2 separate regions of the Homo sapiens genome follow, and region 2 is linked to region 1. A link is an interaction called in ENCODE POLR2A ChIA-PET data of the cell type or tissue named here. Cell type or tissue: CD4-positive, alpha-beta T cell. All regions are shown on one strand.

What was found. Peaks named below come from ENCODE experiments on the same cell type or tissue, not always from the same donor. Only the 100,000 strongest peaks of a DNase experiment are listed, where the experiment ranks them.
Region 2: POLR2A ChIA-PET joins it to region 1 with 6 read pairs; 5 of 35 experiments call an interaction of 5 or more read pairs at or near these places.

What each region holds. Positions count from the first base shown.
Region 1 is chr2:201,413,514-201,416,013 of GRCh38, reverse strand. The region is part of intron 2 of TRAK2 (trafficking kinesin protein 2); the gene reads left to right. Among named protein-coding and RNA genes, the nearest start is that of TRAK2, 37 kb to the left of the region's middle. In CD4-positive, alpha-beta T cell, no CTCF peak of the experiment used is centred here; no DNase peak of the experiment used is centred here; H3K4me3 peaks cover 513 bases; H3K27ac peaks cover 963 bases.
Region 2 is chr2:201,231,389-201,233,888 of GRCh38, reverse strand. It overlaps a transcript of CASP8 not described here. Among named protein-coding and RNA genes, the nearest start is that of CASP8, 28 kb to the left of the region's middle. RefSeq lists an enhancer at 1,455-1,704. In CD4-positive, alpha-beta T cell, a CTCF peak has its summit at 1,476 (motif pointing right); DNase peaks (open chromatin) are centred at 438 and 1,488; H3K4me3 peaks cover 1,204 bases; H3K27ac peaks cover 975 bases.

The DNA of each region.
Region 1 (2,500 bases):
TCTATCTTGAAATGAATAATTTCATTTCAAGTGAATGAAACTTTAATGTTCTTTTTTTCCTATCTCTCTGCTTTTAGGATTTTCTTCTTTATCACTGGTTTTTAGCAATTTTGCTTTGATGTGGTTTTCTTTGTATTTATACTGCATGGAGTTGAGATTCTTTGAACTATAGACTTACTGTATTAATTAAACTTGGAAGACTTCGGCCACCATTTTTTCAAATATTTTTTCTGTTTCTGCCTCTTCTTTCTTCTGGGACTTCAGACTGCTTGATATGACACAGCCACTGATGTTCTGTTCAGTTTTCTCCCCCCAATCTTTTTTTCTCTGTGCTTCATTTTAGATAATTTCTATTGCTATGCCTTCAAGTTTACTGTTCTTTTCTTCTGGAGAATATCTAATCTGTTTATCTTATCTAGTGAGTCTTTCATTTTAGATACTGTACTCTAGTTCTATTTGGGTTTTTAAAATGCAGGCATATCTTCTGTTTCTCTTTCCATTACGTTCATATTTTCCCCTTAAATCTTTGAGCATATTAAAAATAGAGGATATAAAAAATTGCTGCTTATTAATTCTGTTATTTCTGTCATGACGGGTCTGTTTCTGTTGACTCATTTCCCTCCTGGTTATGGATTACATTTTGTTTATTTTTGCATATCTAGTAATTTTGTATGGACTGGTGAATATTATGAATGTTACATTGTTAGGTGTTTAGGTTTTGTTGTCTTCCTTGGAAAAGTGTTAAAATTTATTTTGGCAAGACTTTAAGTTATTTGCTGATAAGGTTAACCCTTTGAGGCTTGTTTTTCATCTGTAGGTCTACAGATCATACTCTAGACCAAGCTCTAGTGTGCTTGATTCTAGCACTGATTTAATTATCTTACCGGTAGGCATGACTGGGAAAAAATGGACATGAAGGAGACATTTGGAGGATAAAATGGTAGAGAAGGAGTTGTCAAGCCTGGGCAAGAGTAATAAATGGAACATTATCAGAATATGGAAGCAAGGTGGAAGAGCTAGTCTAAAGAATATTTAGCTTAATCTACTAAGCCTGGATTGTACACTTATTTTTAATATTACATTTTGGAAGTAGGGAATTATTCTAGTCTAGAAGAGATGCTAGGGACTAGTATCTCTTGTAATGAATGTCACTTTTGTTCTTCATCTCCACTATACCGTTGAATACCTAATAGTCTGTTTTTAGCTCTGCATGTATTTATAGTCAACTTCTCTTCCTGAGTATTAAAATGACAATCTCTATGTAATATATGTGTGGCAGGAAAAATTTGGATAATCACATGGAACTTGTAATAATAGAATTTGGATATATGTTCAGGTCTCCTATTTAAGAGATCTGTAAGGATTGAGAGCTTATTTAGAACCATATTTAAGGTTTTAAATCTGCCTCATCTCTATCTCATTGTGGTGATCAAGCCACTGCTTCTCCTTCTGGGTGAATAGGGATGTCTGATATTGCCAGCCTCCTTTTATTAAACTTATTAAAATGTCATTGTGAAGTCAAGGTCAAGTCGTAGGAATTTACTCTCTTAAGGATTTGTTTTCTTAACCAGTACTTTGTTGTTCTTTGCCAGAGCTAGAGCATGTTTCATTATACTACCCACAAAGGAAATACCACATCTCTTTAAAAGTGAGAGGGTTGATATGACATCCTGTACTTTCGCTATTTTAAGCCCTAGTATTTTAAGCATGTTAACAGAAATAACTCTCCTTTTTTGTAAACAGCTAAGTTTGGGAGGTGTTAAATGATGGGCAGTACTGGGAACAGGAAGATAGTGGCAGATACATAAAAACACAAAAGCTCAGTTTGTTCAGAGATGGGGGTGGGGGTGTTATAGGTGTGCAAGTGAGAGAGTAGTGATGTAAATAGTATTCAGTGAGTACCTGTGATCTGCCAGATACCCTGGGTGCCTTAATTGCTTATTTTAGTTACTTCTTACTACTGTTGTGTGTGATAAATGATCTTTATTTTACAAATGAGAGAAATTAAGGCTCTGAAAGGATGAATCGTGTGTCTAACAATTAGTAGAGGAGTCAGATTCAGAAGCTACGTCTGATGCCAAAACCCATGATCTTTCTAATATTAAGAGTGAAAAATAGGACAATAAGTAGATTAGACACCTGGAGGAATTAGGAGATATGTAGGACTAATACTGTATGTTGGAGACATGATGTGTAGGAACTTGCTTTCTAGGACAAGTTGTCAGCCTTTGTCCTGTAAATGGCAGATAGCAACAAGAATGGGTACAGTGCTGGATAGGAAGTCGAGACCCAGGTCTGGTGGTTCTAGTGTCCTCGGCAAGTTACCCATCTTTAAGTCTCAGTTTCCTTATCTAGGAGGCAGGATTGGATGGTTTCCGAAAGTGTCTTCTACCTTTAATACTCTGTAATTATTTAGATACTATAGCAACCTTATTTTAGCAGTCTTGATTTGATCTCTAGGTGTAAAAACTCAATAGTAATACAGTAATAAAAATAGCTG
Region 2 (2,500 bases), 180 kb after region 1:
AGCAGGGTCAGACTTCTAGAAGCAGCCAGCTAAGGTAAAATATCTGTCTTCTACTCCCTGGAAAGCAGTCCGGAGAGGTGGAACCAGCCTAGACTTCAGTATCAGGCAGATCTGGATTCAAATCCCAGCTCTGCCTCTCACTTGCTGAGGACTCTAAATACCTCCTTTTGCTCCACCCAGCCTCCATCTTTTCACGTGGAAAAGAACTGCTTGGTAAGGTTGCTGTGGGGAGTGAATAAAGCAATATACATAGTGCTTAATCTCACAGACAGCAGATGCTCCAGAAATGCTAATTCTCTTGCCCACTGGTATTCCTCAGGCAGCCACCAGTCACCTTCTTCTGAAGCTGTTGGCGGGGTACAGGCAGGCAGGAAGCTCAGTCTGAACAACCAGCCTTCAGACCAGCTCAGACACAAGGTGAAACAGAAACCAAAAACTCAGAGCACATGACTTACCTCCTCCAAACCTTTGCTCCAACCACTGCCACTCCCCAGGGAACGCCCTCCTCGTCTCCTCCCGCCCACTGCGGAGAGTGCTCCCATTCTCCACCGTTTATCACACACTTGTTTCTCACTTCCTGGCACTGTGAGTTGTCGTTTATTAACTGGTTTATTTTCTTCTTGGAAAAATAATTTTTTTAAAAAATATACCTTATCTATGCACACAAAGCAGCCCCCCAATTCATGAATGGATATGCTTGTGGTTTGTATTTGCGTTTTAATTACTAAGCAATCTGGCTCATCCCTTTGTGCAAAGCATTGCCTTAGGTTACAGTGTAGGAAACTGTATCAGCTCATCCTAGCACTGTTATAAAGAAATACCTAAGACTGGATAATTTATAAAGAAAAGAGGTTTAACTGGCTCACAGTTCCACAGGCTGTACAGGAAGCATAGTGACATCTGCTTCTGGGGAAGCCTCACTGTATTTATTTATTTGAAGGACTGATTTTTTAACAAAGTGAAAACTTCTCCCATGGCCTCTTCAATGCTTCCTTGAGGTCCCCGCTGTTAACATTTTGATTCTTTCAGACTTTTTCCTAGGCTTATAAAGCCATAGTAATTCTTGCTCTGCCACTTACTAGCTGCGTGACCTTGGGCAAGTTACTTAACGTCTCAGTGCCTTCCTCGGCTCATTCATAAAGTAGCTATAATGATTCCTGCATGTGAAGGTTATTATGAGAACAAAATGAGTTAATACATGCAAAATACTTAGCTCCTGGCATGCAGAGTAAAGACATAAATACATAATAAGTAGAAACAAATATTGTTTTATATACAGAGAGACAAAGAGAGACATCACATATACCATTTTGTTTACAAAAGCAGGGTAAGTATACTGTGCCAGTATCAATCATTGTGTTGCATCTGAGCTCCAAGTCCACTCTGTTCTCTTTGGTGACACCAAGCTACATCCCATAAAAAGATCTCCTTTGCTAGCGGCACAATTTTACTGGCTTTGTCAGTAGAGGGCGCCAGAGGGACGGTGCAAGGCCTAGCAGAGGACTGGATTTCTCTTCCGGGTTCTGGTGCTTCTCTTCCTGCTCTTAACGCCATGACTGCCAGCAGCTTGTAGAACCAGTGGTGCTCACCTTCAGGGAACTTTGGCAGCCTCCCAGCGGGCAGCTTCCTGCTCACCAGCCGGGGCCTGCTGACTGCAGACAGCTTGAGTGCTCTTGTACCTTTAGCAGTTAGCCTTCTTTTACTAGTTAATAATTCTTCATATTACATTTTCCCTTTCAAATTACTGGTGTGCTTTCCATCTCTAACTGGACCCTAACTTTTAGCTCATGCCTGGTATCTACCAGATGGCTTGTAAAATTTATTTAACCATTCCCCTACTGAAGGGAATGTGAGTATTATCGTTTCCAGTTTTCAGCTGTTATACCCTGTGCAGTAGTGAACATGTGTTTTTCATCCACATCACTGTTTTTGAAGGAAAAAAAATCCTGGAAGAGGAATAAATTTCTCTGCCATAGGGTTGTGCATGTAAGTCTTTGGAAAATGTTGTGAGATTGCTCTCCCTATAAGGTTGCACCAATTTATATTTCCAAACATAGGTGTAAGTGCCCACTTCCCCACACCCTCACCAATTATTATTTTTCTTTAACATTTACTAATCTTAGGGGTAATGTCTCATTGTTTTAGTTTGTTTTGTGCAATTACTAAGGAGACTGAACATTTTTTCATAACTTCATTGTCAATTTTTATTTTTTCTGTGAAACACATTGCTTATATCCCTTATTCATTTTTTAGTTGGATTGTCACTTTTTTCTAATTCATAGAAATTATTTGTTGATTCATTCCTAAAAGTGTGTATAGTTTTACAGATTTTATTAAGGGCCTTCATTCTTAGTTATGTAGCAAATATTTTCCCCGATTCATTTCATGTCTTTTTTTATGTGATGAAATACACATAACATAAAAATTACCATTTTCATCATTTTAAGTGTACAGTTCAGTAACATTAAGTACATTAATACTGATGTGTAACCACCACTCA